Linked DNA regions of Mus musculus: region 2 is linked to region 1. Evidence: chromatin loops called from intact Hi-C (ENCODE). Cell type or tissue: left cerebral cortex. All regions are shown on one strand. Each heading gives the region's core, and the rest is flanking DNA. Links, peaks and the distances in the headings are about the cores only. Region 1 has its middle 81 kb from the start of Kbtbd8. Region 2 holds the start of Kbtbd8 (kelch repeat and BTB (POZ) domain containing 8).

Evidence for each region. A loop is a pair of places that touch in the nucleus more often than their neighbours do. Peaks named below come from ENCODE experiments on the same cell type or tissue, not always from the same donor. Only the 100,000 strongest peaks of a DNase experiment are listed, where the experiment ranks them.
Region 2: it touches region 1 in a loop (2.4-fold over the local background); 7 of 42 quality-filtered maps call a loop at or near these places.

What each region holds. Positions count from the first base shown.
Region 1 is chr6:95,191,287-95,206,828 of GRCm38, forward strand. No RefSeq gene overlaps it. Among named protein-coding and RNA genes, the nearest start is that of Kbtbd8, 81 kb to the left of the region's middle. In left cerebral cortex, for the core only: no CTCF peak of the experiment used is centred there; DNase peaks (open chromatin) are centred at 7,509, 7,919 and 11,145; H3K27ac peaks cover 1,188 bases.
Region 2 is chr6:95,109,538-95,125,079 of GRCm38, forward strand. It overlaps Kbtbd8 (kelch repeat and BTB (POZ) domain containing 8), which reads left to right and starts at 8,343. Exons shown (of 4, transcript NM_001008785.5): 1 at 8,343-8,437; 2 at 8,986-9,196; 3 at 12,202-13,310. The coding sequence starts at 8,422. Kbtbd8os (kelch repeat and BTB (POZ) domain containing 8, opposite strand) reads right to left here and starts at 8,094. Exons shown (of 2, transcript NR_153843.1): 1 at 8,055-8,094; 2 at 4,480-4,866. In left cerebral cortex, for the core only: a CTCF peak has its summit at 8,459; DNase peaks (open chromatin) are centred at 7,638, 8,251, 8,781, 9,035 and 1 more place; H3K4me3 peaks cover 1,580 bases; H3K27ac peaks cover 676 bases.

The DNA.
Region 1 (15,542 bases), core at 3,496-11,495:
TCATTGTTGTTTTGTCCCCCTTCCCCCCAGCCATGGACCCAAGGAACTGAAAATCCTCAGCTAAGGCTTTTGAGAAAGCACATAATTCAATGAGAGTGTGAGAAATTCAGTATGTAAAGAATTTTGTATGCACATCTGCATAGGAAAGACACCTGCACATCTGGGTTCTCTGCTGTCCCTCTTGATTAATATGCATGGAGCCCAGAACTGCTCATTTCTGGACAGTAAGAACTTTAAATGAACTTGGCTTTTTTTTTTTTTCTTAAAAAAAAAAAAAAAGCAAATGTCTGGGTCTGGAACATTGCAATGAAATGTGCCCGGTTAGCTGCTCATTTCCTGTTGAATTGACCTGGTGCCTTAGCGAAGAAGCTCCATTTTGACACTCAACACATAGTTTCCCTCTACTAAGGGAAAAGAATGACAACCCCGTTAACAGCAGACAATGGGCTTTGCAATGCAATTGAAACCATATGGTAAGATGGAATGTTTTATAGCATTGCTTTTAAAAACAGGTAGGGGAAGGTGATTCCTGACTCCTGCTAAGAGATTCATGTAACAGGAAAACACAGGCCATCTGGCTAGCTTGCCTCCAAATAAACGATACCACCTTTTCTTGTATATCTTATTTCACTTGGCATTTACAAAGATGTGGAGGCAGACAATAAAAAGTAACTTCCTTTCTAAGGTTAGGGGAAAAAAAAAAACCAAAGCCCAGAATCATTTTAGACCTAATCAGGTAAAACTAAAAGGCAAATGTAGGGTTCAATGTGTAGCTGACCTTCCAAATCTGAGGGTCCCATATCAGCAGAGTTGACCAACTGTAATCTGAGACTATTCGAAAACCAGTTGTGTTCATATACAACATATGCAGGTGTGTGTGTAATATGTAAATGTAGAGCATGCATATGGGAATACCAGTATATGTGCCCTATGCAGGCACACATAGGCTAGAGGAAGACCTTCACGTATCTTTGTATCATGGCTTTGTATCTTACAGTCTTGACATAGTCAATACTCATTTCTTTCAGCTTTCTTTATACTCCCAGTGACTGATTCAGTACTTTGTCTACACCGTGTGAGCTGTGGTCCCTCTGGTTCCCCTCCTAGCTCCTACTTCCTTATACTTCACATTGCATCTTAGTATTCACCTTTTCAATCACCTAACTTGCAAGTGTTTTCAATGCCCTTTGCCTGTTTGATACTTGACTAACAAAAGTTCCACCTATATTTGGGCCCACCCATAGTGCATCCTGTCTGTTCTCACACTCCAGAGCTATGCAGCACACACCTGTGCAAGTTGGGGCCAATAGAAATTTGTGGTTGTTGACCTTAAAACAGCTTGTGCGTTTTCTCCGGCAATCCTATTTTCCATCTTAGCTTTTGTCCATTCAAGTTTAGTTTTCACGGGACCCAGGTCAAAAGTTCTCTGTTTTCATCAAGCCTCCAATTTCCCCACCTCATCATCTCTTTAATAGAAAAAAAAAAGCAATCAGGAAAATTGCCTCAAGGTTCTCCCATAAAAGCCAATCAGTTTGCTTCCTGCATGTCTCTGTTTTAGCTGGAGTCTGGAGCGCAAGAGTGAGGCAAAAGGGATGGACATTAGGGCCAGATGGGGAAGGGGCCCAGGTCCTGGTAACACTGCTCAGCTGTCCACTGCCACACAAGATGCTGATACAACCAGGCATTCGCCCAACCAGAGGCTCTCGTGAAAACCTGCACTGAATATAGGTGCAGGTGATTCTCAATTTACAATGGTCACACTGAAGAACTTTCAACCATAGAGTGGTATGAAGGCCAAATACATTCAGAACGACCCATACTCACATATCACACTTTAAGGTGTTCTCTGGGCTGTAAACATACAGGGTGGTACTTTCATGATGCTATGGGATGATGGTGAGCCACAACTCACTAAATGAAGATTAACAGTTAATATTGCAAGGCTATAGGCCTCTTAATATTATACAGTAAAATAGACAAATGCTAAAAACAAATCAACATTTACTCATAGTATTTTCAGATTTAAAATTGACATTTTCATGTATCATAGTAATAAAAATGTTAAATTTGATATAATAAGTTAAGAATATAGTTAAAGTCAGCATGAATGTCAGCACTCAGGAAATGGAGGCAGAGGCAGAAGCATGGGCAGGTGAATATAGAAATTAGTTACATAGTATGTTCTAGGACAACCAGGGCTGCATAGAGAGAAGCCATTCTAAAAATGTAATTAAATAGTAACTTACCAAGAATATGTAAATTATATATACATATACAATGTACATATAGAGGGGGCAGGCTGGAATGGAACTTGCTGTGTAACTGAGGACGGTCTTGAACTTGTAATTCTTCTGAGTTCACTTCCTAAGTGTGCATTAATTGAGCATCTATTTTATGCCAATCTTCATGCTAGGCACAGAAGACACAATATTGGGCTTAATGGTAATTGGTGCTTATCAGGAAAGGTGCCCACTTTCAAGCCTCAGGACCTGAATTCCATCCCCACGAGGGATGAGAGCCAAGGGGGATACAACCTCTGCCCCAACTTCCAATAACTCATCATAAGAAACCAATTCAGCGATAAAAATTTACCGCAGCATTATTTATAATGACAAATATTCATAAGTATAAAAATGTCTAACGGTAGGGGATGTTACATAAATCATGGGATAAAAATACAATGAGATATAAAGAAATCCATTATATATTATTTTTAATAAACACTCACTGACATGGTAAGAGACTCATCATAAAATAAGTGAATGGCCCAAGATATTATTCAATACATTTTGATTGAAATTCTGTGTTCCTGTCTGCCTGTGTGTGTACACTTAGTTTTAAATGTATATTTTAAAAACATATATTAAAATTGGGATATATTTCCTAAAGTATTCGTTACTTTAAAGTAGTATCACCATTCTTTATTCTCTTCCTTAAGTGATAATTGTTATTTTTAATATTTATGTGTGCATGTATGTGCACATGTTTGTCTGTGTACTGTGTGCATGCAGTCGTCCCCCCCCCCCCAGAGCACAGAAGAGGGTATAAGATCCCCTAGAACTAGAGTTAGTAGAGGTTGTGTTGCCCCTCGTGGATGCTGAGCTCTGAACAACTGAGTTGAAAAACTCAGCAGGTGCTTTTTATTGATTCATCTCTCCAGCTCATCTTAAGTGATTCTTTGTAAGATAAATGTGGTCTATTATTGGGGCACACACACACACACACACACACTTGCATGCATACACCAGAGAGAGAGACAGAGACAGAGAGAGAGACAGAGACAGAGACAGAGAAAAGGTATTTTCTAATTCACTTCTGTATTTGATTATTGGACAGTAAGAACTGTGAATAGGGCATGGTCTTATGTGTAACACCTACATACAAATGAACTTTATTTATCATACAAGGATAAGTCTCACAAGAGACACTTAGGGAACTCATTAGATCTTACCTTGAATTTCTTCACCACAGCTTACCTTTGCCAGGAAGCTCCCTGCACGGTTTACTTTCTGAACTCAGAACTGTTTCATTTCCATACTTGCTTTCCCCACCTCTGCTTTTGACTTTCATATGAAAAAAAAAAAAAACATCTACTTCTGAAACCCTGTGATCTTTATATTGCCTTTGAAATTTTGATTTCTTTCATAGCTTAAGTTTTAAAGTATTTGTTTTTAAACTCTGAGTGAAATTTGCACTTATCAAAGGTTAATTAAACGGCTCCATCTGGAATTATGAATATTCTGAATATTTACCCAGGATTAAAGGATTTGGACACACACACATGAAGGGCAGACTTGTAACGCATCCTAGCTCTAAAACCCTAATAAGAAAGACCAGATAATTTGATGACAAGAGATTTATTAAAAAGAATCTTTCTGAACAAGCTGTTTTCCCTTCCCCATCTGTCTGTTTCCCACCTGACCACATGTCTCAGACAAGCCACCACAGAGAAGGGATGTCTTCACTCGCACAGTGCAGGCTGAATCATTTCTAAAAGCAGGCTTCCTCTGCTTAGTTTGAGTCCTCCCAAGGCCAGCCTGCCCTCAAGGATTTGGGTGCAAAGTAGCTTCCTAGGAAAGGAATGTAAGGAGAGGTGGGGGAATAGAGTGAGCTGGGCAGGACCCAGCTGCAGCAGGGGTTGACCATTAGGCGATTCCTGAGGGCACCTGGAGCTCCTTTCGATTGGAAGCCATCTGAGAAGCTGTGTAGAGTGGCTGTCTACTACGATCTAGGTCTTGTCTCCTTTAACACTCATATTTAAACACAATTCCTAAAGTCATAATTCTTCAGAAATAAAGACTTGGGGAGGTACTTATGATCAAATGTGGCCTTGGGGCTGGGGCTCCCATTATGGTATTAGTGGCTTCATAGGGAGATCTGAGCTAGCATACTCACTTTGCCCCATCATAGGATGCCTTCTGCCTTGCTACAAAGTAGCAAGGGGCGCCCACAGATGCCAGCACCATATACTGCTGCCTTTAGAACTGTAGGACATGAGTAGATTCCTTGTTTACCTGGCTTGTGGTATTTAGTTCTGGCAATAGACAATGTCTCTCTTCATTGATGATGAAATACCAACTATTTTGAGCCATTTATTACAGAAATTGTGGCTTGGCTGCCTGGACTTATTACTGTAGACTGCGGATCAAGGTTTAATTTTGACATATGTTTTGGCCATTGCTCATTTGTATATTCAGTTTCTTACTAGAGGTTCAACTCTATGGAGATGCAGGAGATCCTACATTCAGGGACTAAGTTAAGACTCAACAGATTACTTATATATTAAGCCTTAGCTGAACTACAAAGAGCTAATACAGATAGGAAGCAAATCTTAGAGGCCTAGACCTATGACCAGAAAATAGCAGTAACCAGGAGCCACAACAGAAACAAACAAACAAACAAACAAACAAACAAAAAAACAAGAGCTTTGAACCACACATGAGAAGCTGCAGGGCCTCCCATGGGTCCTCTGAGACTGCAGGAATGGTGAAGCCTGAAGACGGAAGGGCTGAGTGAAGCTGGAAAGGATACTGGTGTTAATGTGATACCTGAAACTCTGGATTTGTAACACTCAAGGGAATGAAGATGTTTTGATCAGCCTTCTAACCCTATAACAAATACATGAGGTTGTCATCTTATAGAAAGAAGGTTCGCTATGGCTCACAGATTTGGGGATTTAGGTATATGGTGGGCAGAACCATTGTCATTAGACCTTGGGCCAAGGGGCAGTACATACTGGTGGGAGAAGAGATATCCTTCCAAGGGAATACCTCAAATGATAGGACACTCTTTACTATGCCTCCTGTCTTAAAGGGTCTACCATATCCCAACAGCACCACACTGGGGACCAACCCTTTAATATACAGGCCTTGTGGGGCATCCCAGATGAGCATAGTAACAGAAGAGGGTATCTGCATTTATACTTGGATGCTTCCTCCATACGATGTTCCTTCCTCGGGAGCCTGCAGGCAGGTCTGCAAATCAGAGCTTGGTTTTTATCCCTTACCTATGCACAGCATGACAAGCAGAACAAAAATGGCTCTGTGTTGCCAGGGGGTGGATAGAAAGACTCTTTGATCAGCCATTCTGCTCACAAGAGCTATCCCTAAACCAGGGATGGTAATGTAAGCAATTTAACATACATCTATAATTAATTTGTTACACTTTTGCAGCTTCTGGCAAATCACAGTTTGAAAGGCTCACAGAATTAATGGCCCCAAGGAGAGAAGAGATGGAAACCCTTCAGAAATAAATGGGTTTGTTTATTCCCAAGCATGTGAGCCTTAACAGCCAATTTTGGCTGTAGGTCAGGGTTAATTTAGTGTTTCAAATGTGTCTTTTCAAAAGCCTATAAAGTCAAAGATGATCCTTATCCCAGATATCAGATCTGTGGTGCAAAAACTCTTTTCCTTCTCAAAAGGCTTCTATGATCAGTTAAGGAGAGTGGGTTTTATAGCATAAAGGTAGAGATAGCATAGAGGTAAGAAATAAGACTGTATTTACTTACTCAGTTTTTGCTTGTTTGTTTCTTGAGATGGTGGTCTCACTCTGTAGCTCAGGCTAGCCTAGAAGACACTGTATCCCTTTCTGGCCTCAGACTTGTGACTGTTTAATTTTTGTAAATTACACAGATGATAAAAAACTAATGCTCATGGGCTTGGGAGCTGACTCAGCAAGTAAAGTGCCTAACACACAAGCACACAGATCTGAATTCAGACCCCTAACACCTGTGCAAAAAGTAGACATGGCCACATGCATCTATAATCCCAGCGCTTGGTGTGGAGGGTAGAGCCAGGAGAATCCCAGGGGCTTGGTGTTGCTGAATCAGTGAGTTCCATATCCAACAAGAGACCCTATCTCAGAAAACAAGGTAGAGAGCAATAAAGGAAGACACCTGATGCCAACTTATGGTTTCAAAATCACACACACACACACACACACACACTCATGCACATACACATGCACACATACCCACACATAGACATGCATGCACATACACATGCTAAATACTAAGTGCTAAATACATATACTAAAGCAAAAGCACACACTCATTAAATTTAGAAATGATCATCTAATGCTAGCCTTGCCTAGAAATTTCCTGTGGTAGGTAGCACCAAAGATACCCTGTTCTGAAAAGCTCTCACAGTCGTGGGCAGCCTGGACCATCTGAGTTTTTGGAAGGTTTACATTTAAATACATTCATTTTTGGAAGATGATGACTGAAACGGAGTAAAGATGACCCCTGTGCTATTTCCATATGGATGTAAAATAGACCTACACAATGTGAGATAAGGAAGAATTGACCAGACAAACAAAGACAAAGACAGCAAACAAAGCTTCAAGATCTCAATTCTGGTGGTTTGAAGAAGGAGACAGAGCTCAGTCAGTAGGTAGCTTGTTTGTTTAGAGGAATAAAGGCCTGGGACTGATACTCAGCACTGCCATAAACCAGGTATGGTGGTGACACACATGTAATCCCAGCACTTAGGAAGTACAGGCAGGAGGATCTGGAGTTCAAGGCTATCCTTGGGTACTCCGTAAATTCAAGGACAGTTTGAGAAACAGCAACAGTAAAAGGTTTCCTCATCTGGTATCTAGATACAGCTCAAAGACAAAGGAAGACAAAAGCGAGCTGTCTCATCCTCCTATCTACCTATCTTCTTGTATTGTTTTTGTCTTTTCTAAAGCATCCATAGCAATGGCTCTCAAACTGTGTAGCCTGGGCCACCAGCAGCACTATCCCTTGGATACTTATGGGAAATGCAAATTCCCAGACCCCAGAGTTTCTGCATATGGCACTCTGAGTGGGAGAGGCAGAACTCTGTTTTGTCAAATTTGCCGAGTGATTCTAAAGCTTGAGAAACATGGAGAAGCACAGCTCAAGAGGAGTCCTTACTAATCCTTTCACACTGTACAGCAAAACACAGTCTTACAGGCAGCACACTGGGGCAGATCCTCGGGCCTGTGTGGGGTGTGGTGAAGGGCAGAAGGGAGCTTTCTCAGCAAGTCTGCAGACCCACCATGGTGCATGCTTCTTCATTACAGAAGAAAGTGGAGCAGATGGGCTACGCTCGCTCTCCCACATGCCTGCCACAGCTTTCCACTGTGATAGCAACCAAAGTGGCACAGGCTGCGTGTCCCTTACGCAAATACTTGGGACCAGAAGTGTTTGGGAATTCAGATGATTTTGTCACATTTATGGATAGGTAACAAGTTGTCACCAGATGAGACCAAAGTCTAAAGACAAAATTCACTTATGTTTCATATATACCTTACACTCATAGCTTGAAGGCAACGTTATACAGTATTTTGAATAATTTTTAGCACAATACAAAAAAGAATTGTTGTAGAATTTTCACTGTCTGTCGAGTTTACTGACAAGTAAATTTTCCCTTCTTAGACATTGACTAAAGCCAAGTTTCAGACTCTGAGCATTTGGGATTTTGGATTTGGGGATCATGGATGCCCAACCTCTACCTGTTCCCAGTCCTTTATTTATCAGAAGCTACTTAACACTAAAGAAAAGAAATCCTTCGAAATCCCTTGTGGTTCTGGAGGCAAAGGCAGGTGGATCACTGTGGGTGTTTACACAGCGAATTCCAAGCCATGGCTACCCAGTGAGACCCAGTGTTCTTTTGTTATTAGTTGTTTTTTTTTTTTTTTTTTTGCTTTTATAATTCCCTCATTCAAGATAGGCTCGGTGGTGTACACGTGTCATCGCAACACCCAGGAGGGCGAGAAAGGCAGAGAGTGAGATTGAGACCAGCCTGAACCTTGTCTTAAAAAATAAATCTTCTCCATAGACACAATAAGAAGAGAACTTAAAGAATAAATTTTAGGGGGCTTATCAAGATGACTCAGTGGGGGGATGTACTTGCCATCAAGACTGATAACCTGAGTTCTATCTCTGGACTCCATGGTATGAGGAGAGAAATACTGACTATATATTTTCTTCTGACCTTTGCATGTACATCCTGACGCACATGTCTGTGCATACGCACAAAACACAAATGAATAAATGTCAAAGGTTTTCAATTAAAAGAGAAAAAGATCTTTGCTTTAATCATGCATCTAGACACAGACATCTGGATTCTGGAGCAACCTTGAGGGCTAATTGAGTGAAAGGAGGAGAGGGATGGGCCAGGAGACAAGTGAGTCCTGTACTATTGCTCTACCATCCTTAGATGCATCCCTTCCTGTTTAGTCTGTTCAGGAGGCATGTGGGCTTGTCATCTGTTCTGGCTTCAGCCAGGATCTGGGCAGAGGGAATCCACTCATCAGCAGAGATCAAACTCCTTGACATTGACAATTGGAAGCTAAGAAAGGGGTCTGGGACAAGGGGCTCCAATATCCCAGATGGAAATGGATTGGTACAATGCCACGAAAGGATCTCAATTGCATAGAATAATAAATGATTTGAATAAACTAACTTATAATTTAAAACAGATAATGTCAATATTCTAACCCACATGTGTATAGTGATGCATAAACTCTTGGCTTAAATGTAAAATTCCTATGTTCTTACAATGGCAGCGTCCAGTAATAGTCTTGAGCAACCACTACAGACCCCATCTTGGTCTTATTTGAGCAAACGGCTTTGTGATATTTTATCTATCTCAGATCCACAACAGAAATGATCTTCAACTTTAAGCAGTATTCAGGGCCATGCAAAGTCAGTCAGCTGTGAACCAAATTGGATAAAGAATGTCTGTCCAGTCAGGAACAGTGTCTGAAGCATTCTGGTCTTTTCCAGTCATCAAATCAATATTTTCAAAGTCTCAACAAAGCACCTCCATCACCTAGGGCACTAATTGCTTCATTATCTCAATTAATTCAGTCATTAGACATTTATGTTTCTGTAACATTTGAGTTTTAAAATTAAGTTGATGTAGTGGTTACTCTTGTCCTCCAAATCTGAAATCTTCACATAAAATCAGGGAGATATATAGAGGCGTGAACAGATTAATATGCACAGAAGTCTTAAATTTCAAAACTTTGCTCATGCTTAATATTACCTTTAGTCTGCTTTTCTTAAGAGTATTTTTAATTGGGTACTGGGCATAAAGTTGATATGGAACATTGTTAATTTTAACCGACTTATTTGATTGAAACTCCAAGAATACAGAAATTGATTAGCATGTGGAAGTTCAACCAAAATTTTCCTTTAAACTTGTGTTCTGGAAATTAACAACATTTAGTGATGTTGTACCCTGTGATTCATCCTACAGTGTGTGCCTGCCTGGTGTACTGTGGGACTGTAAGGGCTCTTACTCCGTTCCCTACAGTAACTGTGGCTGTGGCCTTATACTGTGTGCTGGGTGGGTAAGTAGAGGGTCATGCTAGAACCTCTGAATATCAACTCTTTCCACGTGTAAATATGTCTGGAAGGGTTTCTACTTGGAGTAATTTATAACATAATTTCATAAACTCATTAAAGTAGTTCTTTTCTGCAAAAGAGAGATATAGTAATAATAATAGTAATAATAATAAATAATATAATATTTAAAGGAGAAAAGGTGGCCAAAGTACCAACTTCTTGGTTTTGATCAGCATCTGGACTAACTAGGTACTCAAGAACTAACACAATCATTAAATCTTATCACAGCCAATCCATAGACGCTGACAAAAACCCACCAAGCTGAAGGTGCACCAAACATTGACTAAATACTATCCCAGGAAATACATTGCTTTGTTATCTTATTTCCATAGATATCATCATTGTTCCATTTAAAAGACAATAAAACTGAGGTTTAGCAAGGAACTTGCTGTGTGTGAACCAAAGTTTTCTGAAGAAGCGACATCTGCGCTGAAGATCAACTGATCGCAAGTTTTTGTTTGTGGAGAGCAAGAAAGTTGCCGATAGGCAGCCAAAATTATGGTGGGTTATCCTTAGCCCCCTCACTCGTCATTTGCCACTGACTTCTGTGTTTGTCTTAAAATCTTTGGCAGTATTATGTAATTATTAATTATTATTATTATTATTATTATTATTTTGCACTATCTTTACCAACCCTGAAGTTAAGGATGTTGAAGTATCGGAAATCTATAGATAAGACTACCAGACTCTAGGGGGACCACTTACCTGCTGACCTCATGACATTGAGTGAACACTCTGACTTTTGATTTCTCTCTATGACTATGAAGCTCCCTGCAACTTCTTGCACACTGCGCCATATCCCTTAGGGTAACTTGAATCCATGTCCTAGGCCTGTGGTCACTTTAACTTAGCTCAGAGTAAATGAACCCTCATTCCCTTTGGTGCAAGAACTATAATTCTGTTGACATACCCCATATAAGAAATGCTCAGAGAACCTAAGAAGAAACTTGCTATTGTGAATAAATGACTACAGTCTGCCTGAAGGCCAAGACCACTCCTCCTCGGGGGCTGTGTATCATATTTAAGGACCCTGTGTGGACTGGCTGAAGTGCTAAGATAAAATTTCAAAGCCCATAGGCAACAGGAATTGATTTGCTTTTGAATGTGAACGCACTGCAAACTGGGACAGACAGCCTTCTATCCTGGAAAATTCCAAATGCTGTTCATAATGTAAGCCCTTGATTCAATCCAGGGCTCCTAGAATGTGTTCTGCCTCTGGCCTTCTTCCAAGAATCCATTATTACCGGGGTCTACTCAGACCTCATTTAAAAACAAGCAGCATGGTTCTCTGGAATGGCCACTTTTGGGTTCTGCCTTTAGCACAACGAAGGCTTCTGTGCCACCCACAGACACCAGACAGTATAAGTCTCCCCTGCCACCTCCCCCACTCCCCCTCCGTTCACAGATGTGGACAGCGTTTTACCAAGAGAAGTCAAACAAAAGGTTGGAGTGGATTTCTGAAGCAGCAGATGCAGAGCTTTGGATGAAGGATTTCAATATCCTACAGTGTCCTCCACTGCCTAGCAACCCCCGACTTCTGGACTCACCCTCACCCTGAGGAGATGTTTAAATCACACCCGCACAGAGAGGTTACAGCAGTGGGGACAACTGCAAATGATCCAGCAGCGACACAGCCCTGGAAAGAAATATCAGTTTTTCAGCCTAGAGGTATAACTCTCCGAGGTCTACACAAAGCACCCTTGATTCCGGGAGGCCACACTAATTTCTGTGAAGGAAATTCTTATTCCTAAATACAAGTTGAAACAGAAAAAGGCTCTGACCTCGCTTTTTTTTTTTTTTTTCAAACCATGCTTTCTGGTCAGGAGACAGCAATGCCCACCTAGGGATTCTTGCAGGGTAGTGTGGAAAGGGGGCAGAAAAGCTGCAGGGCTTAGTTCAAGGACTCCCCTCCTCCCTCGGAGTGCAGCCTATGTTTTCTCACAAATGCGCTGTGAGAATGAATAACTAATGAGTGATCATGAACGCCCCAGACAGTTTGAGTGCAGCGTAAGTGATGGAGCTGATTGTGCTTCCATTTTATCCAGCACCGAGGGAGGCTGGGTTTTATGTCTGCCCTGTGATGTGATCCCCGAGGCTTTTTGTAAGTAACAAATGCCCCTCCTAAGCCACCGCTCACATTCAAGCACACATGACATGTTCCGTGGAGACTGCTTTTATAGATGAGGCCACCTTATGTGATCCCGCCTTCTATGGCAATGACCTTGTAATCTGCGAGGATGTGCAGGACAAGCTAATGGGGGATAAGAATCAAGATGAATGCCTGCTCTATGGAAACATCAACTGAGCACAGGGAAAATCAGAAGAGTTTCACTATTGCCTGTTGGTCACTGCCAGAGGATACGCTGAGGTAGCTCTGGAATCCGTTTGGAAAGAAAGGCGAGTCATTGTTAAGGCAAACTACCCTGTGAGACAGTAAGAATCTTAAGATATCACAGAAACATAATTTAGTCTTATCTATAGGGAAGAGATCAAAAAGTAGTCCCAGAAGCCATTTGCTAGAGACCCAGGCCATCAGTCATATGTATAATGTCAGAGTCAGCACCTTTGTGACAGAAAGGAAAGGGTTAATATGACCCCTTCCTGAATAGATTATTGTTGACAGGATCTCGAAACCTGGGTACAATGGTCTTCATGTCAGCCTTCATATATTTATTTTAAATTATATAAAGGTCACAGACTAGACCAAGCTTTGGCGGGCCTTCTTTTGGGGTATCTCCATCCTTGATGCTGAGAACTTCCTTCCAATTCTGTAAAACTGATAGGAGTTTGGTTTAAAATTATCCCATACTTCTGGTTTTTATGTAGACTCGTAAAGAGTCCAGGAATCACCACTCTCATTGTCGAATGTCAAATAGAAAATTACAGGTCCAAAGATGAGAAACATTTTTTCCCCTGGGATCTAGCAGAGGATCATAGTTGCAAGGTTAATGGTTACCCCTAACTCTGAAGGGCTATGCTTAGCCAGAGGGGTGCAGCTGGGATTTTCTTGAGTGGAGGAGGACCTATTGGAACCCAAAGGGAGCTGGGCATTTCAGCAGCTGGAAGTTCCAGGAACTCTAGGGGCCTGGATGACATCTTCTGTGAGAGCAGGTATCATGGGAGATCGGAGAACAGTGGGGGCTGCATCTGACAGGCCATAGTTTTGTGTATTTGCCATTTAAGCACTCCACTCTTCTCAGAGTTGGCTCTAAGAACACTGTCCCTGTGACTCTAGAAGGGGAAGAGAGATTGTTGCACAATGTACCCAGAGTTTGCTTCTACAAACAGTCTAACTGGCAGGAGAAAACGCATGAATGTCAAGCCAGAGTCAGGCTCATGGAAGCACTGGGATTTCCTGAAATGTGTAAATTGTTTCCTTATATTCACATCAGAACACCACACTGAGAGGCCCCAGAATAGACAGCTGTGAGACACAGACTGTCTGAGATGGATAAACCCAGCGTCAAGGGGAGACCTAAGTATGGACTGAGGAAACCTTGAAACCTCGAGGGAAAACACAGGCTCCTTCCTGCCAGGTTATCAAAAGTTCTCACAGTTTAGGACTCTTTACTTCAGTTTTTAACTGCCTAGGGCAGTAGTTCCTTTGTCACTGAAGTTCAGAGGCATCCCAAAACACAAAGCAAGCACAGGAGAAACAAGAAACAGACTCAGCCGTGACATAGAAGATTAGAGTGAGCAAATAGGAAATTAAAATAAGATGAACGCACTAAGAGCTGCAATTCAAAAGCTATGCTAAAAATGAAAGAGATAGGAGGAGCACTGACATTGAAAGCTAGTAGGAGAGAAGAACTGGCAGGCACTAGAGCAAACCCCCATCAAAGCCAGAGCACAGGGCAGCAGAGAGGAAAACAGGGGCATGCTCCTTAGAAAAATTAAGGAGCCTGACAATCCTCAATGAGGAAAGCCACAAACCACAGCATTCTCTTGTCACATCTGATCCCCTGAACAGTGCAGGCAAGCAAAGGTAACAGCATGGACAGCCCTGCACCCAAGAGTCTCCTAACACAGAGAAAGCAGACCTCGAAGATGCACACAGGCACAAGAATCGCTATGGCTTAAAAACTCAGATCAACATTCGACAAAAAATGAAAGTGAGACCAATAGGCTTGCTGGAGAGAGAATTCCACCAAACATTTAATGTAGAATTAGTCTGTTCCATAATGTTTTCCCCAAACCAAAGAAGAAACATTTCTGAAACACCAAGTCAAGTATTACCCTTCAACCAAAATGTTACAAGACAACTAAAATACTTCTCAGAAATTGAACGCAAATACCTTGAACATAGTGTTATCTAAACAAATCCAATGCATAAAATTATATGCCTGTCAACTGGATTTCTTCAAAGTATGCGAAGTTGGTGAAAACGTTGAGCAATCAATAAGTGTAATCCACTATATCAATACACTCAAGAAGAAAGATCAGATATCATATCCCTGTCAGTTAATGCTAAATAAACATTTGATGCAATCAAGTTCTAGTCATCTCATCCAATGAGGTGCACAGGGTGAACTTTTCAAGATTATCTAGACTATCTACAAAGAGGCCACATCTCTCATCCTTTTTCATGGTGAGAGTCTGAATTTTTTGTCTCTCTGTCTCTGTTTCTCTCTGTCTCTTTCTGTTTCTCTGGTTTTCTGTCTCTGCTTTGCTTCTCTGTCTCTCTGTCTCTCTGTGTTTCTCTCTGTCTCTCTGTGTTTCTCTCTGTCTCTCTGTGTTTCTCTCTGTCTCTCTGTGTTTCTCTCTGTCTCTCTGTGTTTCTCTCTGTCTCTCTGTGTTTCTCTCTGTCTCTCTGTGTTTCTCTCTGTCTCTCTGTGTTTCTCTCTGTCTCTCTGTGTTTCTCTCTGTCTCTCTGTGTTTCTCTCTGTCTCTCTGTGTTTCTCTCTGTCTCTCTGTGTTTCTCTCTGTCTCTCTGTGTGTCTCTCTGTCTCTCTGTGTGTCTCTCTGTCTCTCTGTGTTTCTCTCTGTCTCTCTGTGTTTCTCTCTGTCTCTGCCTCTTTTTCTCTCTCTGTGATCAGGAAGAAAACAAGGCTGTTCTCTGACCATTACCATTCAACATCATGTTAGCTGCTCTAGGCATGAAATCCAAAAAGAAAGGAACTGGGCATAGTGCTGGACACCTGCAACAGTCTTCAGGAAAAACTCTAAGTTCAGCCTGGATACAAAGTAAAAGGCTGTCAAAAAAAAAAAAAGAAAAAGAAAAAAAAAGAAAGAAAAGAAAAGAAAAGGAAAAGAAAAAGAAAAAGAAAAGGAAAAAGAAAAAGAAAAGGAAGGAAGAAGAAAATAAAAGTGTTCCCACATGAAGATGATATTATCTTTGTAAAAAAGTAAGACTCAACAAAAATTATGAAAGAGTCAAAACATAAAGTCAAACAATGACCAATGGGAATCTGAAATTAAAAAATAATTTTTGACTGTTTTATGTGTAAACACACACAAATCCTTGGGAATAAATTTATAAGATTTTATGAGTTATAATGCTCATATATGCCAGGCGTTGTGGCACATGCCTTTAATCTCAGCACTCCGGAGGCAGAGGCAGGCGGATTTCTGAGTTCGAGGCCAGCCTGGTCTACAGAGTGAGTTCCAGGACAGCCAGGGCTACACAGAAAAACCCTGTCTCAAAAGCACCAAAAAACAAAACAAA
Region 2 (15,542 bases), core at 5,441-13,440, 80 kb before region 1:
GTGATAGTGTACTCACATACATAAAATAAAATAAAATAAAATAAAATAAAATAAAATAAAATAAAGGTCTTCAAGGAGTATTTGAACCTGGGCAGTCTAACCTAATCCTAGAGACTGTGTCTTTTTATAGCAATGATATTCTGCCTCCTAAAAAGGAATCAAACTTCCAGATAAGAATATATTGTATAGACACACAAATACACAAGCTGAGCTCTGTGTTCTCTAACAAGAAGGCCTTGAGAAGGACTGGAAGACAATGGCTCTGTATTTGAAATGGAGCAAGTTCAGCGGAAGCCAAGTGCACATCCATGGGCTGAGCTGTTCCAGTGGGCGTCGCTCCTTCTCAGGGGCTAACTGGCTATGCAAGAGAGCAGTGTGCGAAGCATCTGTTGCTCAAGATGCTTCCTTGGCCTTGTATTGCCTCTCATCTAATGAGCACAGCAATTATGGTTCCAGAAACAGCTAGCGTTCAGCCACAAGAAAGAGAAAGGTTTGAGCATCTTTTCGTAATGAACCCACTATCTTTAGGAAAAAAACCAAAACAGTAAAGTAGTAAATGATGGTCTAGAAATACCTCTTCCTCCTGGCATTGTCCCTTGGGTTGGGTGTTGACTCTCAGGCTAAGTCTCACTCTCCTTGCAGGAGGATCCTGCAGTCAAGCTAAGTTCAGTTTACAGACAGATTTGGATGGCTATTTACCATGTAAATTTCCCTTATTGTTCTTCAAACTGTTATTCACTTGAGTTCCTTCAGATGCTGAGCTGAGCTCCCCCACCCATTCTGTCATTAATATTAAACACTTGGTGGAGGAGAAAAGTAAAATTAAGGCTTTGAGATTCATACCTCAGCAGTGGGCTGGTAGTGAAGCACACCTTTAGTCCCAGCACTAGGGAGGCAGAGGCAGAGGCAGAGGCAGAGGCAGAGGCAGAGGCAGAGGCAGAGGCAGAGGCAGAGGCAGAGGCAGAGGCAGAGGCAGAGGCAGAGGCAGAGGCAGAGGCAGAGGCAGAGGCAGAGGCAGAGGCAGAGGCAGAGGCAGAGGCAGAGGCAGAGGCAGAGGCAGAGGCAGAGGCAGAGGCAGAGGCAGAGGCAGAGGCAGAGGCAGAGGCAGAGGCAGAGGCAGAGGCAGAGGCAGAGGCAGAGGCAGAGAGGCAGAGGCAGAGAGGCAGAGGCAGAGAGAGAGGCAGAGGCAGAGAGGCAGAGGCAGAGAGAGAGGCAGAGAGGCAGAGAGGCAGAGAGGCAGACAGGCGCAGAGGCAGAGGCAGAGGCAGAGACTAGCCTGCTCTAGAGTGAGTTCCAGGACAGCCAGGGCTACCTGGAGAAATCTTGTCTCAAAGAACCAAGGAGGAGGGGAGAAAAAGAAAAGAATGAAAAAGAAATTCATCACTCAGTTCTCACAAAGATTGGCAAGTGCTTTCTGTCTAAACTCACCCACTGTAACTTTCCCATTGCAGCTGAGACAAATTACTACTACTGGTGGGGCTTAAAATACAGTCCTTGGGAAATAAGACTCAAAAGTCTTTGAACAGTCATTATTTTGTCTATTATTCAACATGCATATCTATACAATTAAATGCATGGTTTTGAGTGATATATATTCATATATATATATATATATATATATATATATATATATATATATCACACACGAAGGTAAAGTAGAAAAAGAACAAAAAATATGGATGAACCAACCCTTAAAAGCAGAATACGGTAAAAAAAAAAAAAGTTTAAAAATGGATTAGATCCACAACCTAACACTATCATGTGAATTCTCGGGGTACACAACACAGAAATATTTTTACAAGAATATTTACTTAATGCAATGAGAGATTTCGTTTTTGCTTTTTTGGTTTTTGGTTTTGTTTTGTTTTGGTTTTTTTTTTTGTTTTTTGTTTTTTGTTTTTGAGACAGGGTTTCTCTGTGTAGCCCTGGCTGTCCTGGAACTTACTCTGTAGACCAGGCTGGCCTTGAACTCAGAAATCCGCCTGCCTCTGCCTTCCAAGTGCTGGGATTAAAGGCAGGTGCCACCACTGCATGGCTGCAATAAGAGATTTCAAATCCATAACAACTGTATTTAAAGTTGGAAGAAGTCAATGTAGAAAATCAGAAGTAAATAGAATATATAAAGCCGGAGATCGGACTTCAGGGGTTGTATGTGTTATGAAGTAAGTCAAGTATTAACTATACTCTTGCAACACATATTGTAAAAGAGGATAAAGAGGCTGGAGTGGTAGCTCAGGGACTAAGAGAACTTGCTACTTTTGTAGAGGACATGAGTTTGTGTCTGACACCCAAATGGTGGTTCACAACTACCGATAACCCCAGTTCTAAGGAAGCTGACACCCTCTTTTCTGACCTCTCTGGGCACCAGGCATCACAGACATACATACAGGCAAACCACTCATACACACAAGATAAAATTAAATCTAATTTTTTTAAAAAAGATGCATTTATTTTTTGTATATGAGTACACTGCAGTTGTCTTCAGACACACCAGATCCCATTACAGATGGTGGTGAGCCACCATGTGGTTGCTAGGAATTGAACTCTTTACCGCTGAGCCATCTCTCCAGCGCAAATCTAAATTTTTTTTAAAAAAGAAATGAGATAGTTTTAAATGGCAGTACTGTATTTATGGAAAGTGAAACAGAGCCATCAGCAGCCATCCATGGCCCAGAGGAACAGAAGCAGGAACACACTTAAAATAGTGGCTCTCAGCTGGAGGGACATTCACACTGTCTGGAGACATTTTTGGTTTCACTTCTGAAAGCTGGTCAGGCTCCTAGCCCCTAATGGGCAGGGCCAGAGATGTTGTTCTAAATCCTCAGACACCACCTCGGGGCAGTCTGCCGCAACAAAGAAGATTCTGAGGGAAACGATCAGGAGGACTGAGGCTAAGAAAGCCCTTGGTACAACAACCAGACACAAAAGTTAAATATTCCTGAAAGTCTTACGGACACATCAGTAGCTTTCTTCCATAAATATTTAACTCTGCTCTCTCTGCTATGTTTAAAGTGTATTTTCCAAAATACTGGCTCCCTAGTCTCCATAAATTTCTGTTCTTGTATCTGCAGGCTGAAGATTGCTTCTTGGTTTCATGTCCCTATTTACGCTTTTTAGTTAATCCATGGACTTAAAACATATCAGAACATAATTAGGGGTAGAAAAAAAAAAACAAGAACTACTTTTAACTCTACCAGCTTCATGTGGGTTATAAGCTAAACTTCAAATAGAGGAGAGTGTTGATATTATTGTCACACGTGCGTGGACAGTGACTATGGCTCTTAATATCCATCTGAGTGTGACTGAATTAATTTGTGGGGCGTGATCAGCTTAATAACTAGTCATGGTAAATTATATCTACCATCAAGAAACACTAAATCATCAAACCTTTAAATTGATCAGTTTTGCCCAATAAAGTCAAAATGGTTTGGCAGGGGGCTTCACCTTCTACACTCTGGTTTTCCCTTATTCTTTCAATGAAAGCCTCTCAAATCTGCGCACTCATCATCCCTGGCAGATTCTGGTTTACGCTGTGTTTGATGCAGAAGTAAGCATAGGGTCCCAATGCTGCACTGGTTTCTGGGACCACACAGTGTAATCAAAAGATCCTGAGCCAAAGACCATCATTAATAGTAAGGTACACACAGTTGATGTTTTACCTTCAGGGTTAAGCTATGAGAAATAAGAAAGTGTCTATTGCTTTGGCAAATGTTTCTGCAACACATCCTGCTTTGATTTCCTGCTTAATGCCTACATTAAGTGAATAGGCTCTCTTAGTGCTTCTGAATTCCTTAACATATGGTCTGAAATGTGTATCTTCAGTTAAATAGAGGGTACCTTCAACTCTTAAGATTGACTTGATTTTTATTTGAATATGTTTTACCTCACAAACAAGGTCCTAAGTTAGAATTTAGGCTCTCTTCTAGTCCCTTCTCTACTCCCCTTCCCTTCTTTCCTGATTTCTTTCCTCTCTTTCTTCTGTCATGATCCCTGTAGCACATGGTGTCTTCCCAGAATGCAGGAAGTGATGAGGAGCAAAAATATTCTGAAGCCTGGATGAGTGGTGCATACCCTTAATCCCAGAATTTAGGAAGCAGAGATAGGCAGATCTCTGTGAGTGTGAGGCCAGGCTGGTCTACATTGTAAGTTCTGGGCCAGCCAAAGCAAATAGAAAGACCCTGTCTGAAAGCAAACCAAAGGAAGACAAAACAAAACAAGGTTTTTTTTTAAAATTAAGTATTCATGCATACACATTTTCCTTCTTGGGTAGGCTAAATTCCAAGTACTAGTTAGACAAATAAACACATTTTAGTATCCTCTGCTATAATTAAAATCAGTGTTTGAAAAAATATACTTTTCTTCGTTTTACCATTACATAAAAAGATATAATAAAGTAGAGAATACTCAATAGGTAGACTTAATGCTAATATCCACTTAGAATTCTGGATTTTTAAAAAAGAAAACCATATGCAACATATAGGCCCCAGAATTTAAAACATCAGTTTTAGTATCTGCAATTATATTCAATTTATATTAAAAATACTCTGTTGCTTTATTCCAGGCATTAGTCCTGATGATACAAGGTTTTGGCAAGACAAATGTCACATTGGCCACATCAAGTAGACTGTAGCTGAGATGTTAAATGCTTAAGGATGTCATTTGCTGAAAGGTGACAGTCTTCCATGTGCCTTCCTCCCTTCTTTCCTTTTATACAGCCCTGGTTAATCTCACAGCCTCCACAGTGCCCAACAAGGAAATTGGTGAGCCGAAGAATCCATTTGCAGAAGTGAGGTTCTATTTCCTCTGCCTCCTCTGCCATCAGCTGCTATCACATCTGTGTTGTGTGGGATCATTACTGACAGTTGCCTGTGTACAAATTATAATCGCTAAAAGTTACTCTTTCAATGTTAAGACAGACACACACACACACACACACACACACACACACACACACAGAAAGGTGAATGCATTTTGTTCTCATCTTCTGAATTTGTTGTTTTCACGACTCTTCATCTTTTCTATAACTTAAAGATCAAGACTTTTTTCAAGAAGTTCTTTTTGCTTTTAGTTCCAAGGCAATATATACATACTATAAGAAAGCCCCAGGGTCTAACTTAAGTACAGTTCTTCCAGTTTGCTTTTATAGGTTTCTATCCTTTATATATTTTACTTTAAACTGTAACTATGTGGGAAAATTGCTTCAAAGGGCAACACAGTGGTGAATACATCAAGAGAACTGGGTTACCTTTTCGTCTTTCTTTCGAGGCTGTTCATAGGCTTGGTAGGTTTCTTTGAGATCTGTGGAAATATTTTGGGGCCACTTGGCAGGAATTTGACTTTGGGCCAGGACATAGGAAGTAAGCCCAGGAAGGAATCTGATTTGGGGCTAGAACAAAGAAATAGGCTTCAGGCAAGAATATGACTTTGGACTAGGACAGGGAAGTAGGCTCAGATATCTTGGTCATCCTGATGAGCCCCTAGAAACAGTGATCAGGGGACTTTGTTTATTGTCTTGCTTGTTCCTTACCTAGAACTGACCTTATTTCTTATATGTAATTAAAAAAAAGATTTATTTATTTATTTATTATATGCAAGTTCACTGTAGTTGTCTTTAGGTACACCAGAAGAGGGCATCAGTTCTCATTACAGATGGTTGTGAGCCACCATGTGGTTGGTGGGATTTGAACTCAGGACCTCCAGAAGAACAGTCAGTGCTCTTAATCACTGAGCCATCTCTCCAGCCCCTGTATATAATCAAAATGGTATAAAAGTAGATTGGGAAAAAAATAAACCCACCTCAGCCTCAGAACTGACTGAAGTCATGTTACAGAGTTGTCTAATTGTCTTTTTTCTTTTTAATCCTCACTCCAGCCCTGGAGAACCTGTTGACTGACTGAGCAGGCTTAGTCAAAGATCCTTCTGCTTATCCCTTTTGTTTAAAATGTGCATCATAATGATAACAAATCTTCTCTAGACAATGCCACCTGACCAGTTGTGGAGTCTATTTATAGGATATTCATGCAAATGGCAAGCTTACAAATTTTTATTTCTTACATTTAGATTTAGTTTCTGTACTTTGTAGTCTGCCCCATTCCCAAATTGACAAATCTTTGACCATTAAAGGATAAGGAAGCTTTCGTTTGCTTAATTTAGCAACAAAGACAATTACATTATTTAATTAGTACAGAATTAAATAGAAAATTGAGTTTTAAAAGCAAGAATGAAAGAAAATTAGCCAAGAGTCTCTTAAAGAGCTTTAACAGCATTGAAAAAGTTGTTGATTAAATTTGAACTTCAGTTAAACAACCAATAGGACTTTCTCCCAAAATGCATGCTTTCTGTTTTAATTGCTAAATTTATACTGATAATGCCATTTTTCTTAATGCCCTCAATATTGTGAGCAGAATGTTTTTACTAAATTATTGAATACATGAAAAATGCAAATCCAAAGTTAGAAGTAACAAACATGAAGTCAAATTTATCATGTAAAGACTATGCTGATAAGCAAGCCTTTAATGTTTCATTAGCAAGGACTGTGAGTGAGGCTCTTAAGCCCCGATCCCCAGGAAGCACCACATCTTATTAATTTGCCTAGTGGCACAGCACTTGGAACTTTGTTTAAATTTCTAACGTACCTAGGGAATAGAACTACTTTAAATCATTCCCACTCTATCAGTCACAGGTAAAATTTCAAGACCCCTTTAACAAGGTCACCTGGAGTTGGTGATGAGGCTCCCTGGGAGCTGGTAGTGTGCATGCATGGTGCCTGTGGTTCAATTTACAGCAATATACTAAATACATAAATAAAAAATAATAAAATATTCAACTGCTTGACCTAATGCTAGGAAAGTTACTACTGTGAACTAAGTCTCTACTGAAGCTTCCTTCCCATTCACTGATAAAGGGGTATCTGCAAGTATTTGTTCACTTCGCTTTCCATTCATCTTTTAAGTTTCTACAACTTGTCAGAGCATCCTGTTAGATGCCAGAAACAGGATGAGGAAATCAGAATAGATAACAAGGTGGCTGGGGAGATGGCTCCGTGATTAAAGTGCTTGCCATGCCGAGAGAGAGAGAGAGAGAGAGAGAGAGAGAGAGAGAGAGAGAGAGAGAGAGAGAGAGAGTTAATATCTCTGGGTTTCGATTGAGAGACCATGCTTCACTGTATAAGGTAGAAAAGCAGCGTTGTAGGATTTCTGACACCAATCTCCGGCCTCCACGTGCACCTGCACCGCCCCCCAACATGTACATCCACTCGTGCAAACAAAACAAAACAAAACAAAACACCAAACCACAGATACAAATGCACACACACAGAGACTCAGACAGACAGACAGACAGACAGACACACACACACACACACACACACAATAGGAGAAGAAAAAAAAATAGGTCAACAATAAAACCCCTGCTTTCTTGCAAAAAACTATGAAGTAGACTGAATGCCGAGTGCTCGCTGTTATAAGAGAGGTTCAAGGGCTGGAAGAGCTTGTGCAAGAGCCAGGGTTGAGCACGGTCCAGAGGAGCGCCAGGCTCAGCCTCTCTCCAGCATCTCTTCACAGGAAAGCCGGAGGCCCTCTTCACGTTCAAGAAGCCCAGGGGAAATCAATTATCCGAGTCTCCCTTGAGTACTCGAGCGCTCTTCGGTGTGACAGGTGTTTCCTGGTGTGCTAGAAATGCAAGCCAAGTGGATTCAGGTCCTGAGTGGCCATGTAACCAGACCCAGTTGATCTGTGAAAAGCGGGGCATGTGGCTAAGGGGATGCAATTTCAAGTGGGCGTTACAGGTGACTCATCAGAGACCTATCGATGGTGTGTGTGTGTGTGTTGGGGGGGGGGGGGTTGTCTTATATCCTTTGTATTTTTGGATAACAGCCCTCCTGACCATTTCCAACTTTTCGGAGTTTCATAGCCCTCGTGCAGAGCGCGTTTTCATACCAGAATCTAGTCACGGATAGGGAATTTGGGGTATGAAGACAATTATTTTTAAAGTGGAGTCGAGACTAGGAGAGAGGCCCTTGCCGGGGAAATTTGCTCAATAAGAGCTTTTCCTACCTCACTCCTCAGAGTGACAGTTCGCCTCAGCCAGATGACTACATTTCCCAGCGGGCGCTGTGCATCTCAAGGCACAGGCTGGCGGGCTCGGGGCGCTCCTCCGCCCAGCTAGCCAATAGAAATGCTCGGCTTGGGCCTCTGTCCGACTAGGAGCACGCGGGAACGGGGGCCTTAAAACTACATTTCCCGACGCGCTGGTAATCGCGCACTGACCAATCAGAGCCAGGTATTTTGAGGCTCGGGGAGGAGCCGACTCGGTCAGCCACCCTCATTGGCTAGGCAACGCTTAGCAGAGCCGGAACCCGGGAGCGAGCGAAACGCAATGACATTTCCTCTTTAAATAACCGGAGCCGGGGCCCCTGTAGTAATGGCCGCGTCGGCAGGTGGGTGGCGTGGTGCGGCCGCCCGCAGTGTCGGAGGAGGGAAGCAGGAGCGCGGGCGCCGGCCACAACCTGAAGCGGCGGCCTTAAGGCGGGAGGGAAGGATGGAGAGACGGCGGGCGCGGAGGCGAGGATGAATGGGGAGGAGGGCGGTGGGCGGCGCGCCCGCGAAGATGGGGCGTCTGGGTACCGGCCGCCCGCGAGGCGGTTGAGGGGTGCCCTGGCAGTCGCCCTCGATCGCGCTGCCCTCGGGAGCCTTCCGTCCCGCGCTCGACCCGGAGCCGAGTCCCCGCGCATCGCCGCCGCTGCCGGCTCGGCTGGCTCGCCTCACACGCTCCCTCCGCGAGCGCGGCGGTCCGGGCTCGCCGGGCTCCGGAGGAGCGCGCCGGCCTGGGAACTTGTTCGCCCTTGTTGAGCTCTCGGCTCCTAGAGCCTGTGTCGGCGCTCCTGTGCCCACACACGGACGTTTGTGTACGGGGTGGGGGGGAAAAAAACCCACGATGCCGTAAACTGGCTTCGAACTTCTTGTGGTTGTGCGATTTTTCTCCTAGATTTAAGTAAGTCTTCCCCAACACCGAATGGGATTCCATCTTCAGACACAGCCAACGATACCATGGATCCTTTCCATGCTTGCAGTATTCTTAAGCAACTCAAAACAATGTACGATGAAGGACAGTTGACAGACATTGTAGTGGAAGTGGATCACGGGAAAACATTTTCCTGTCATAGAAACGTTCTTGCTGCAATCAGCCCCTACTTCAGGTATGACGACGGTAGAAACTTATATATTACTATCCGTACAAGACTCCCTTTCAACCCAGTGTTAGCCACTTGATTGTGGTACTGAGTTGGGACAAATACATAAAGGCAAACCAGGTGTTTATTTTCTGAGAGTAGGTAACAGGTCTTGCTTGTCTTACTAATGAGCCCCTGTTTTGAGGTGGGATTCCAGAGTTTAGATAGTTGGATTTTAAGTTAGTGGACTTGTGAGGTATTCATACTATGTATGCTGCCAGCCACATTTGAAAAAAATTATAATGCTTTAAAATTAAAATCAGTGGCGACACTAAAACATGTCACGTGCACAGACAACTAAGTGTGGCTGGTGGCTGCTGTACTGGGCAACGGGGATATACAGTGTTTCAATCAATCATTGAAATGATCTAGAATTTTAAATATTTCTGATGTTTCCCCACCCCCCACCCCCGGTTTTTAGTACATAGGACTTTTTTTTTTTTTTTTTTTTTTTGAGTTTAAAACATAGGAACTTGCTCCTTTATAAATAAACTAGGATTTTAAGATTGTTTTAATGCCATGGAGTTTTGTGAAGAGTAGTGAAATAAAATACAGGTTATTTATGTCTTACTTTCCAAGATTCCCAGAAATAGTTCATGCTTTCTAAACTCTCTTTTTGTCCCTTTTGCCATAAAATGTTGAAAAGTGAAAGTTTTATTTGAACTCAAGTCTGAAAACTAAGTTTTTAGTCTAAGAACAGATGATTGGAATCGGTTTTGTTTCAGGTACTTCCTTCTAAAAGCCCTTCAGCATACAGAAGTGGTTCGTGAATGATAGGAAGACTATCTTGTCAGCCACACTCTTGCTCTATCTTTTGAGGTGCTTATAAGGTGCTTATCCATCCCACTGTAATGTTGCATTCATTAGTTTCTGGTCCCTCTTTCTCAGAATGCTGGGTCAAATACAGTTACATCAGTTTTGATATTGAAAATCGTTTAGACTTGCCTGGGGTAGGTCATTGAACCAAGTATTAATTATTACAGGATAGAAAGCTGGAAAGAAAAAAGATGAAATGTCCAGAACACAGGTTGGCTTGGCATTAGAAGCCACTGCTGCTTGTCATGTGTGTATTTGAATATATGGCACGCTTGTTCCTTACCAAACTCTGAGTGAAGCTTACTTGATATGTATTGTCTTCAATAATCCTAATAATCTTGTGCTTATACAGTTATGCCCATATGTGTATGAAAAGATCCAGATGAGTGATATCTAAGTCATTCAAATGGCAGAACTAGATTTTATTCTAAAATTAGACTTCTTATTGTGTGACACTTAACAAAATGGATCAAGTGGGTCTCCATTCAAGTTTCTGTTTTTTTTTTTAATGAAACAAAACTATATTCCCTTTGAATAGTAAAAGTAAATAAATAAATACATTGAATGGATATGGGAGTGCATGCTTTTAATCCCAGCATGTGGGGAGCCAGAAGCAGGGGAATCTCTGAGTTTGAGGCCAGCCTAGTCCACATAGTTTCAGGACAATCAGTGCTGTATGAAAAGCCCTTGTCTCAGCATAGTAACAACAAAAGTTTCTTTAGAATGAAACCTTAAGGAAAGGTAATGATGTTTACAAGTAAGTCCTACTTAAAGCTCCAAGTATTCTATCTGTGTTGGGGAAAGAAGATTCAAAAATATACTCACTTAAAACAAGAACAAAAACCAAACTGTCTTAAAAGTGTATGCCTAGGCTACTCAGAATTTACTGTTGTTGAGGATGCCCCCGCACTTCAGCCTTCCACTAAGTGCGATCATACACCACTGCACCCATCTAAGAAGCTCAGTCTTAAGGTTGGACATTGGGGAATTTAAAAATAATTTCCAAAGAATCAGTGATGTGTTAAATGTTAAACTCTTTAGAAAAAAAAGCATATTAACCCTGCCATAACTTTTTGTGTAGATATAAATAGGTAAAGTACAGGAACTTAACTGAGAAAATGAGGTATATCTATTAAGGAAGGGTTTTCAAAGTGCCCAAGAGTAAGCAGTCTTTTAGAAGGTGTAGGTGAAAAGTGTAGCCCTTTGAAGAATGCCGTGCTCTTTCTGAGGGGAAATCTACTTTGTCCACACAATACAGCTTTCCTTGGGCCGTCACAGATTTTATTAGACTGACTTACTGTGCTTAGGACTCATTTTGCTATCTTAATGGTATCTTGAACTTTTTCTGAGACATGATAATATAAGGTCCATTATCCATAAGGCAATTTGACTAGAAGCTTGGATGGGTGCTACAAGGACAGTCAGATCGGAAATATGTCACAATTTCTCCTTCCAGAGCTAGCATATAAGAACAGAATCTTGCCCCTCTGCCTCCCCCAGTTCTTGTGTGGACTCTGGTGAAACTGAGAAACCCAGTTAGCACAAGATCTAATTAAACAAGAGATGCCTATATGAATCTTATTAATTTTATGTACCCAGAGAGATTTTTTTCAAGAAAGTAAAGTACAGTTGTCAAGGAATATCAAGGCAAGTGGCTATCTGGATTAGAGCAATAAATTGCAGGGATGTTACTTAGGGATATAGGAGAGTCAGGGAGATACAGAAGTACTTGAAAGATAGAGTGTGACTTCAGAGTTTGTTTATTTAGACGCACTCCAGTCACAACTACTCTGACAATCAAGGATATTTTCCAGCCTTGATAGGTGAAGGACCACCATTCCAAAGAATCTCCATGGCTTGCTGTAGAGAGAGACAGAGAGAAGGGGGAGGGGACACCACAGGGCCCTTCCATCACCTGTAGTTCCCCAGGTGATTTCAGCTTGAAGCAATCTGCCTTATTTTTAGATTGTATGTTTTTAACTCCTTCTGTACAAGATGGAATGGCCCTGAGAACAGAGCTTTTGGGATTAGCTGAATGTAAGTCTTTTGTGCTAGATGATCAGTTTTCAGAAGGGCTTGTATGTGCGATGACTTTATACTTCTAAAAATTTCCGTTTGCAGTGCATATAAAATATTAATCTTTTTTTTTTCCTTAGATCCATGTTCACTAGCGGCCTTACAGAAAGTACTCAGAAAGAAGTTCGAATCATTGGTGTTGAAGCTGAATCAATGGATTTAGTATTGAATTATGCCTATACCTCTAGAGTTATTCTGACAGAGGCCAATGTTCAAGCCTTGTTCACTACAGCTAGCATCTTCCAAATTCCTTCCATACAAGACCAGTGTGCTAAGTATATGATTAGTCATTTGGATCCACAGAATTCTATTGGAGTCTTTATCTTTGCTGATCATTATGGTCATCAGGAGCTTGGAGATCGATCAAAAGAATATATCCGTAAAAAGTTTCTGTGTGTCACCAAAGAACAAGAGTTTCTCCAACTGACAAAAGACCAACTCATAAGCATACTAGACAGTGACGATTTAAATGTGGATCGGGAAGAACATGTTTATGAAAGCATTATAAGGTGGTTTGAACATGAGCAGAGTGAAAGAGAAGTACACCTTCCAGAGATTTTTGCCAAATGTATACGTTTTCCTCTAATGGAAGATACATTTATCGAGAAAATTCCTCCTCAGTTTGCACAGGCCATAGTCAAAAGTTGTGGAGAACCCTCCAACACCAGTGGCTGTACACAGAGGCTTGGAATGACTGCTTCTGAAATGATCATATGTTTTGATGCTGCCCACAAACACTCAGGAAAGAAGCAAACAGTGCCTTGTCTAGATATCGTCACAGGAAGAGTGTTTAAACTATGCAAACCACCAAATGACCTAAGAGAAGTTGGGATTCTTGTGTCACCAGATAATGACATATACATTGCAGGAGGCTACAGGCCAAGCAGCAGTGAGGTGTCCATCGACCATAAAGCAGAAAATGATTTTTGGATGTATGACCATTCCACCAACAGATGGCTTTCCAAGCCGTCCTTGCTTCGGGCCAGAATAGGCTGCAAGCTAGTATACTGCTGTGGTAAAATGTATGCAATTGGAGGGCGTGTTTACGAAGGTGATGGAAGAAACTCACTGAAGTCTGTGGAGTGCTATGATAGCAGAGAGAATTGCTGGATGACTGTGTGTGCCATGCCAGTTGCAATGGAGTTTCATAATGCTGTGGAGCACAAAGAGAAAATCTACGTTTTACAGGGTAGGTAGCAAAAGGAGTCTTCATCAAAGGGTTGCATGCCAAGGTTGGGTTTCTTAATAATAGCAAAGCAGGTAACACTTCCTAGTGGTTGCTTCTTCCTAACCATAAACTATGCTAGAACATTCTCTTAGAAAATCAAGGTCAAAAACATTTAAAATGTTAAAATATTCCTAAGTTCCCGAAATAGTCAGTTCTCTGTTTTTGAGTTATGTTTGGATCTCAAAGTATTTTTAAAAACATAATAAGGAATACTTTATTTCTTATTATTTCAGAGCATTTTCAAATAAACAATAAAGGTTAATCACACCTGGCTATTTTTGCTCTTCAATAATAGAATCAAGAGATGTGGCAACTACTTTCTTATGGAACTTACGAATGAGTTTCCTGAAGCTGCACTCTTCATTTACCAAGGAACTTTGTTTTTCTTCCAAGATTATATTTATGTGCATTTTGCCTGCATTTATGTCTGCACCAGGTGCATTCAGTGTTCACAGAGGCCAAAATAGGGTGTTGGATCACCTGGAACTGGAATTAGAGACAGTTGTAAACTGCCGTGTGGGTTCTGGAAACTGAACTCAGGTCCTCTGGAAGTGCAGAGCCGCAAGTGCTTTTAAACACTGAGCTGTATTTCCAGTTCTACCAAGTATTTGTTTGTTTAAAATGTTATATATATGAGCATTTTTGCCTGAATGTATGTGTATATACCACATGCATACTTGGTGACTGCAGAAGCCAAAAGAGGGATACCCTGGAACTAGAGTTAGAGATGGTTGTGAGCTGCCCTGTGGATGCTGAGATTCAAACTTGAGTCCTGTAAAAGAACAGCTAGTGCTCTTAGCTGCTGACCTACTTTCCGGTGCCCACGAAGGGCTTTAATAGATAAGAAACTTAATTACAAAGGCTTGAAATTATGTTCTTTAGATCTTAGCTTATCAAAAATTGTATGTATATGAGTGTGCAGGCCAGACATTAACATTGGGTGTTTTTCTATTGTTGGCCACTTCATTTTTTGAGACAGGCTCTCACTAAAACTGGAGCTTACCAATTGAGTTGACTGGCTTGCCTTCAGGTCCCTCAGGAATCTGACTTTCTCTTTCTCACTGCTGTGTGAGAGAGGTGTGCCACTGTGCCCTGCTTTTTCATGGATCCTATGGATCTGAGCTCAGATCCTCAAGCACTTTACCTGCAGAGCTCCTTGACTCTTACGTGGTTTAGTTGCTGGGATGTTGAATGCAGTGTAGGTAATTCTAAAATCCTTATTCATTTACCATGTTTCTTAATGGCTTATATTAAAATACTTCCTTATATGACTACTTTAATAAGTCAGGAACAGCTCTTTTGCTCCCTTCTCTTGCTCCTGTTTCCTTATCCTCTTCCTACCCCTTTCCCCATTCCCCTCTCCTCTCTCTTCACATGCTCATGGCCAGCCTCTACTCCCCATCCCCCAACTCCCCTCCCCATTCCCTTAATAAACTTTATTCTATACTAAAATAAATAAATAAATAAATCAGGAACAATGTAGGCTTTCATGAAGGTATACATGATTATTTTTAAGCCCTATCCCATTTTTTAAAATGGTATTCTTGGGGGCTGAAGAGATGGCTCAGCGGTTAAGAGCACTGACTGCTCTTCCGAAGGTTGTGAATTCAAATCCCAGCAACCACATGGTGGCTCACAACCATCCGTGATGAGATCTGACGTTCTCTTCTGGTGTGTCTGAAGACGGCTACAGTGTATTTAAATATAATAATAAATAAATCTTTAAAAAAATGGTATTCTTTGCTTTTAAAGTTGACTTAAAATTTCTCAGAGAAGCCTGGATATATTTGCTTTAAGTTTCGTATTCTGAAGAACTAATTAAGTATAGTACTATCTGGTACTGTATTTTAGTTAAATGAAAGCATGCTATGGTTTGGGTTTCTCTTTGCAAAGTATAAGAATGGGTGTGTGATTCATCCAGTGTGGTTCTATCATCCAGTGTGATGAAGTGTGCCGCTTTTCTCCTCCCTCCTCCTCCTCTCCCCCTCTCTGTGTATGTGTGTTACTGGCAAAAATAGCTTATAAAGATCATTTTAAGGCTCCTCATTGGAGTATGTGAGCTGTATAAGCAAATACTGTAGCAAAGCAGTACTAACTTAATAGAACTTAAGTACCAGAACAAATAATTTGTAACTGGAGGTTGTATTTTATATAAGAAGAATCTGAGGCCTTGAGAGTTTTTTTAAATTGCTT